2 separate regions of the Mus musculus genome follow, and region 2 is linked to region 1. The links are chromatin loops, found by intact Hi-C in ENCODE. Cell type or tissue: left cerebral cortex. All regions are shown on one strand.

Region 1 (2,500 bases):
TGAACTTGCCAGGGTCACCCCAGGATTCTGCCTCAGCCCTCAGACTCGTGAGTTCTAGATGGCCGCAGAAGCCCAGTTACTGTAAAAGACTCACGTGGGAAATGTATAGAACTTGTCTGAGATGTGATACAAAAGGAGCTAGCTCTGACAGGAGGACACTCACAGAGTCAAAATCAGAGATGATCTCATTGAGGAAGCGTAGACACTCGATGCCGCCGTTGTTGATGCTCTCCTCAGTGTAGAAGTCAGCAAAGTTGGGCAAGGAGGCAAACATGACTCCAATCTCGTCATAAGACTGGCTGTACAGCTCCTAAAAAGAGGCAAGGTCAGCCTGGGATACTGCTGTGCAAACGGGAGGACCAGGGTTGAGTGCATGGGGAGTAGAAGCCAGCTGGCTAGTCACACTAACAGAGAGCCACAGGTTCTGCAAGAGACACTCCTTCCACATATTGGGACAAGCAGTAAAGAACCTTCAGCCTCCATGTGAACACATGCATACACGCGTGCATACACCTCACAGAGAAGGTCCAAGCACTCGAGAGATGGCTGCCTGGTAGGATGGTGAACTACGGGAGCTTCGGTTGGCCTCACAGGATGTGTGTACTCAACTGTTTGAACTCAACTTTGAATGGTTAGAATGAGAAGCACTCCTCCATGGCCCCTGCATCTGTCCCTGTCCTGCCTGCCTTTGGTGATGGACTGCCTGCCTGGAAGTGTAAGATGAAATAAACCCTTCCTCCCCAAGTTGCTTATGGCCACGGTGTTTCATCCCAATAACAGAAACCTCTCCAGGGAAGGTGAGTGGGGTGGTCAGCCACCTTGGTTTGAGAAGGTGTTATTGGCAGGAGGGGCACTCTGGTTCTGTAGGGGGTCCCGAGATGCAGCATACCAGCAATATTGTGTAGCAGAGACCCTGGGAATATCTCTTGGTTTGTTTCTGGTTATGTCCAGCCATACTTGGACTTCCAATCCCAGTTTTAAAGGGACCTTGACTCAGTGCTCCTCAGAGAAAGAATAAGCTCCACATGACATCCTCTTACCTCATCTCTCTTCTTGGACCCCAGAAAATGGCGTGCAACATGCTCAGGCAACATGTTGGTGACCAAGGCCTCGTTCCATCGGCGCATCTCGTAGACACGTTCTTTCTGGTCATGGACCTCAATCTTCCACAAGAACAGTGTTCGGGCCAGTTTTTCCACCTACAACATAGGTCAGGTGAGCTGTGTGCTCTAAAGCCATCCAGTGGAAAGGTTTAGAACGGGGTATTGAATATCGTGTAGGATAACACTGGAAGGAGGCCACTAAATGACAGAAGAGCTGCAAGGAGTCACCTAATCAAAATGACATCCCACAGTTGCATTAAGGACCTGGGCCTCTTGATACAGTAGAGATCCAAGCTGGGCTGGGGCGTAGGGGTCACAAAGAGGGTTCTGCCAGAACCAGGAGGCATCCCCATCTCTAGCAGCTCCATTTATGAAGGGATCTGAGGGAGCTGTACTTTCCTGGCAAACCACTTGGGGGCATCCAAGCTAACTGTCCTTGTATGGATACTTCCTCTTTACCGAACAGAACTTCATTAGGGCCTTTCCCTTTCTCTTCTGACTCCAAGGCTAGCATTTCAGTGAACACCCCCATCACCCATACCCGGGTGAGTGCAGAGGCCTCGAGCCTGCCTAGGGTCATCCTGGAGGAGGACAGAGGAAGAAGCGGGGCACAGCAGAGCTGGTGCATCCCATGGGCCATGTTAGGTGAAGGAGCTGCTGCTTGTTAGGTGCCTGGGCTTCTGAGTTCTAGGATAGCTTGCTGGGAGGCCCTTACCACAGAAGAGGGTGTGGCACTTACGTGGCGCGAGAAGTAGTAAAAGCTCAGCATCATGACGAACATCATCACAGTCATGGAGTACTTGGAAGGCACCAGGGGCAGCCTGCTGGACAGACGGGAGGGACCGTGAAGTGCGCCTTTGCCCCCCTCCAGCTGTGCTATTCACAATCAATCAATCGATCACGGTGGGGGGGGCTTCAGAAGCTTCCCCACCTCAGTTCCTCTCCTAGTCCCCCCCCCCCCCCTCCGCAGCATGTGACTAGGCTTGGACTTGGAATCAACAGCAGCCCTAGCTCCCCTGGCTACAGGCCATTCACACTAACCTGTTCCTCAGATGCTTAGCATCTGACACATCCAAGATATAGGATCTAAGATATACACTGTAGGATTTTGAAGAAGAGACTCCCTAGCAATGGGACCAGGCTACAATCTTGCTGTGGTGCCTTTCTAACTTTAACCATAGTTTTATGTGGACTTAGAGTTAACTTCCATCACTGTATACAACTCTGCTACATGAAGAGGCCATTTTATCTGTTACCACTGATGTCCTTTGTAATATGGATGACGAGGCTACTAGAGATCTTCTCGCATGTCTACCGTGGGGTATATATGTATGTATGAACTTCTCTAAGACGTATATAGAAGTGGAGTTTCAGGGCTATTATGGGTTTTAGAGTTT
Region 2 (2,500 bases), 78 kb after region 1:
GACTGAAGTAGCTTGATTGGTGCCTGGCACGTGGACCTGAAAGAGGCCTTGCTTCACGAAGATCTCCAGTGCACATCCAACCAATTGGGATGTATTTGAGTTCTTCCTTAAAGAAGCAAATGCTCCTTTTGGACCTGTCCATCTCCTAAGCCGTAGCATCAATTATTTTCCTTGAATTTGACAGAACACCTTGTTAGGAGTGAAAGTCGTTTTAGAAGAAAATGTGCTCAAGGGACTGAGGACAGCCCTCAGCATTAAGGGATCAAGCTTTGGGGGCAGCTAAAGATGAGAGAAGAAAAACAGACACAGGGGATGGGGAGCTAGCGAGGGATGCCCTGTCACTCAGGGATAGATGTCCATTTAGAACTTCAGGCATACATTCACAACACCCAGGGAATAGTCCATCACTTAATTGGTCTTCCATTGCTGTGTGTATGGGTGTCCCTCAAATTGTCTGACAAGATCAGTACCCCCCACCCTGCACTCCCCATCCCTCCCACGTGCCTCAGCCCACACTCTCCAGGGCTTTGATTAGAAAGGCAAAGCACAATAACTAACTTCAAATAGAGGCGGAGGGTGAACTCTGTACAAAGCACCAGCCCCATCAGTTTAAGTTGTTTGGGGTCCAGGAATTTATTGCAACTTGTTACATGACGATAAAGGATGTGGTTTTTACTTTTAACAAAGGAATTCATTGATTTTCAAAAGGGGGGGGGGAGAAAAGCTAGTGGCTAGGCTGTGAATGTTAGTTTCTGACTAGCATCCAAGAGGCCTGCATCCCAGCATTGCAAACCAGAGGTATTAAATGCCTGAGATCCCAGCACAATCAAAAGTTCAAGGTCACCCAGAGCTGCTCAGCAAGTCTGAAGCCTGGGCTATGTGAGACCTTGTCTCATAAAAGAAAACCATTAAGTGAGGTATACCTGAACTGCTAGGGACGCAGCTCAGTGCTAGAGGACATTCCTTATACAAGGTCTAGGTTCAGTCCCAGTGCCTACAGTGGTTAAGAGCACTTGCTATTCTTACAAAGGATCCAGGTTCGGTCTCCAGCACCCACACTGAGTGGCTCACAATCTATAACTTTAGTTCTAGGAGATTTGGCACCCTCTTCTGGCCTCTGCGAGCAACAGACACTCCAGAAATGCATACACACTGCGCATACACACAGGCAAGCAAAAAACTTTTTTTTTTTTTAAAACCAGTTATTTACTTACTTTCTTACTTACTTACTTAGTTTAGTTTAGTTTAGTTTAGTTTTTTGAGATGATTTCTCCATGTAACCCTGGCTGTCCTGGAACTTGTTTCATAAACCAGGCTGGCCTCATTTTAGAAATCTAGGAGCCTCTGACTCCTAAATTCTGGGATTAAAAGGGTGTACCACCACACCTCATGGGATTTGTTTTGACACAAGGACACTCATATTACATCTCTGAGTCTTCCAACCCTTGGGCTCCTCTCTAGTCCGTTGTGTGTCAAGGGCACATCATATGCCTGGACCCTGACCTGAGCTTCCTTGTTAGGCCTTCCAGTCCTGCCAATGTCCCAGCCCCACTCTCCACCCTGACTGTTTAAAGAATTATTTATATTTTCTGCATATGAGTATTCGGCCCCTGTGTGTGTATGTTTATGCTTTGTGCGTGTGTTTATGCTGTGTGCATGCCCAGTGCACAAAGAAGCCAAAAGAAGTCACTGGATCTCTGGACACAGGAATTAGGGACAGATTGAGCCACCACATGGGTGCTAGGAACCAAACCTGGGTCTTCTTCAAGAGCAGTCAGTGTGCTTAACCACGGAGCCATCTGTCCAGCCCCTTCACCTAGTTTTGCAAAGGGAGAGGGCTCCATATAGACAGTGCTGGCCTCTTCCTTGCTATCCACTCATTGTCCTCCAGAATCCTCCAGGGTGCCTTACCAATTGGTATAGGAACCTGTTTGCCTGCTCTAAGAGCCAAGTGGACATTGGAGAAACCATAAGAGCTGGCCTCATCCTCTGCCAGCTCTGCCAGGCACCACATCTACCAACAAGACAGACCCTCGGGTAGATACCGTTCACAGTTCCCAGTGACTTTACAATTGGACAAGAGCCTGCCAGGTTGGAAAGGGAGGGTCTGATTGGGCCTACAAGGCATGCATCATAGGTACCTAGAGCCACATGGCCTGCAACAGAAAAGCCTGCAGCACAGCCCAAGCCTGCCCTAATTCTCAGTCAGTGGTGTGTTCTTTCTTGTGGGTCCTGGAAGATGGTAGGAGGTCAGCTGAGGCCTCCCTGGCAGTTACATGTATGGGGTGAATATTTCAACTCAGAGGAGCCGCTCATTGCCTCAGCCCACCATGAAGGAGATCAGGAATTCACCTGTGTGGACCAGGATGCTTCCCAGGGTCTCTGCACTAGCATAACAGATACTCTAGCAGAGCCAATGGCTGATCCCTGAAAGAGATGGTACTGTATATAAGGGCACTGGCTGCCCTCCCCCTGCCCCCGAGGCAGACACCCAGCTTTC

What was found. Hi-C counts contacts between places; a loop is a spot of excess contacts. Peaks named below come from ENCODE experiments on the same cell type or tissue, not always from the same donor. Only the 100,000 strongest peaks of a DNase experiment are listed, where the experiment ranks them.
Region 2: it touches region 1 in a loop (2.3-fold over the local background); 5 of 42 quality-filtered maps call a loop at or near these places.

The regions. Positions count from the first base shown.
Region 1 is chr12:4,208,004-4,210,503 of GRCm38, reverse strand. Adcy3 (adenylate cyclase 3) reads right to left here. Exons shown (of 21, transcript NM_138305.3): 15 at 1,843-1,927; 16 at 1,041-1,199; 17 at 164-310. It also overlaps a transcript of Cenpo not described here. Among named protein-coding and RNA genes, the nearest start is that of Cenpo, 25 kb to the left of the region's middle. In left cerebral cortex, a CTCF peak has its summit at 1,508 (motif pointing right); a DNase peak (open chromatin) is centred at 1,518.
Region 2 is chr12:4,130,449-4,132,948 of GRCm38, reverse strand. No RefSeq gene overlaps it. Among named protein-coding and RNA genes, the nearest start is that of Adcy3, 2.5 kb to the left of the region's middle. In left cerebral cortex, a CTCF peak has its summit at 1,102 (motif pointing left); no DNase peak of the experiment used is centred here; H3K4me3 peaks cover 154 bases; H3K27ac peaks cover 9 bases.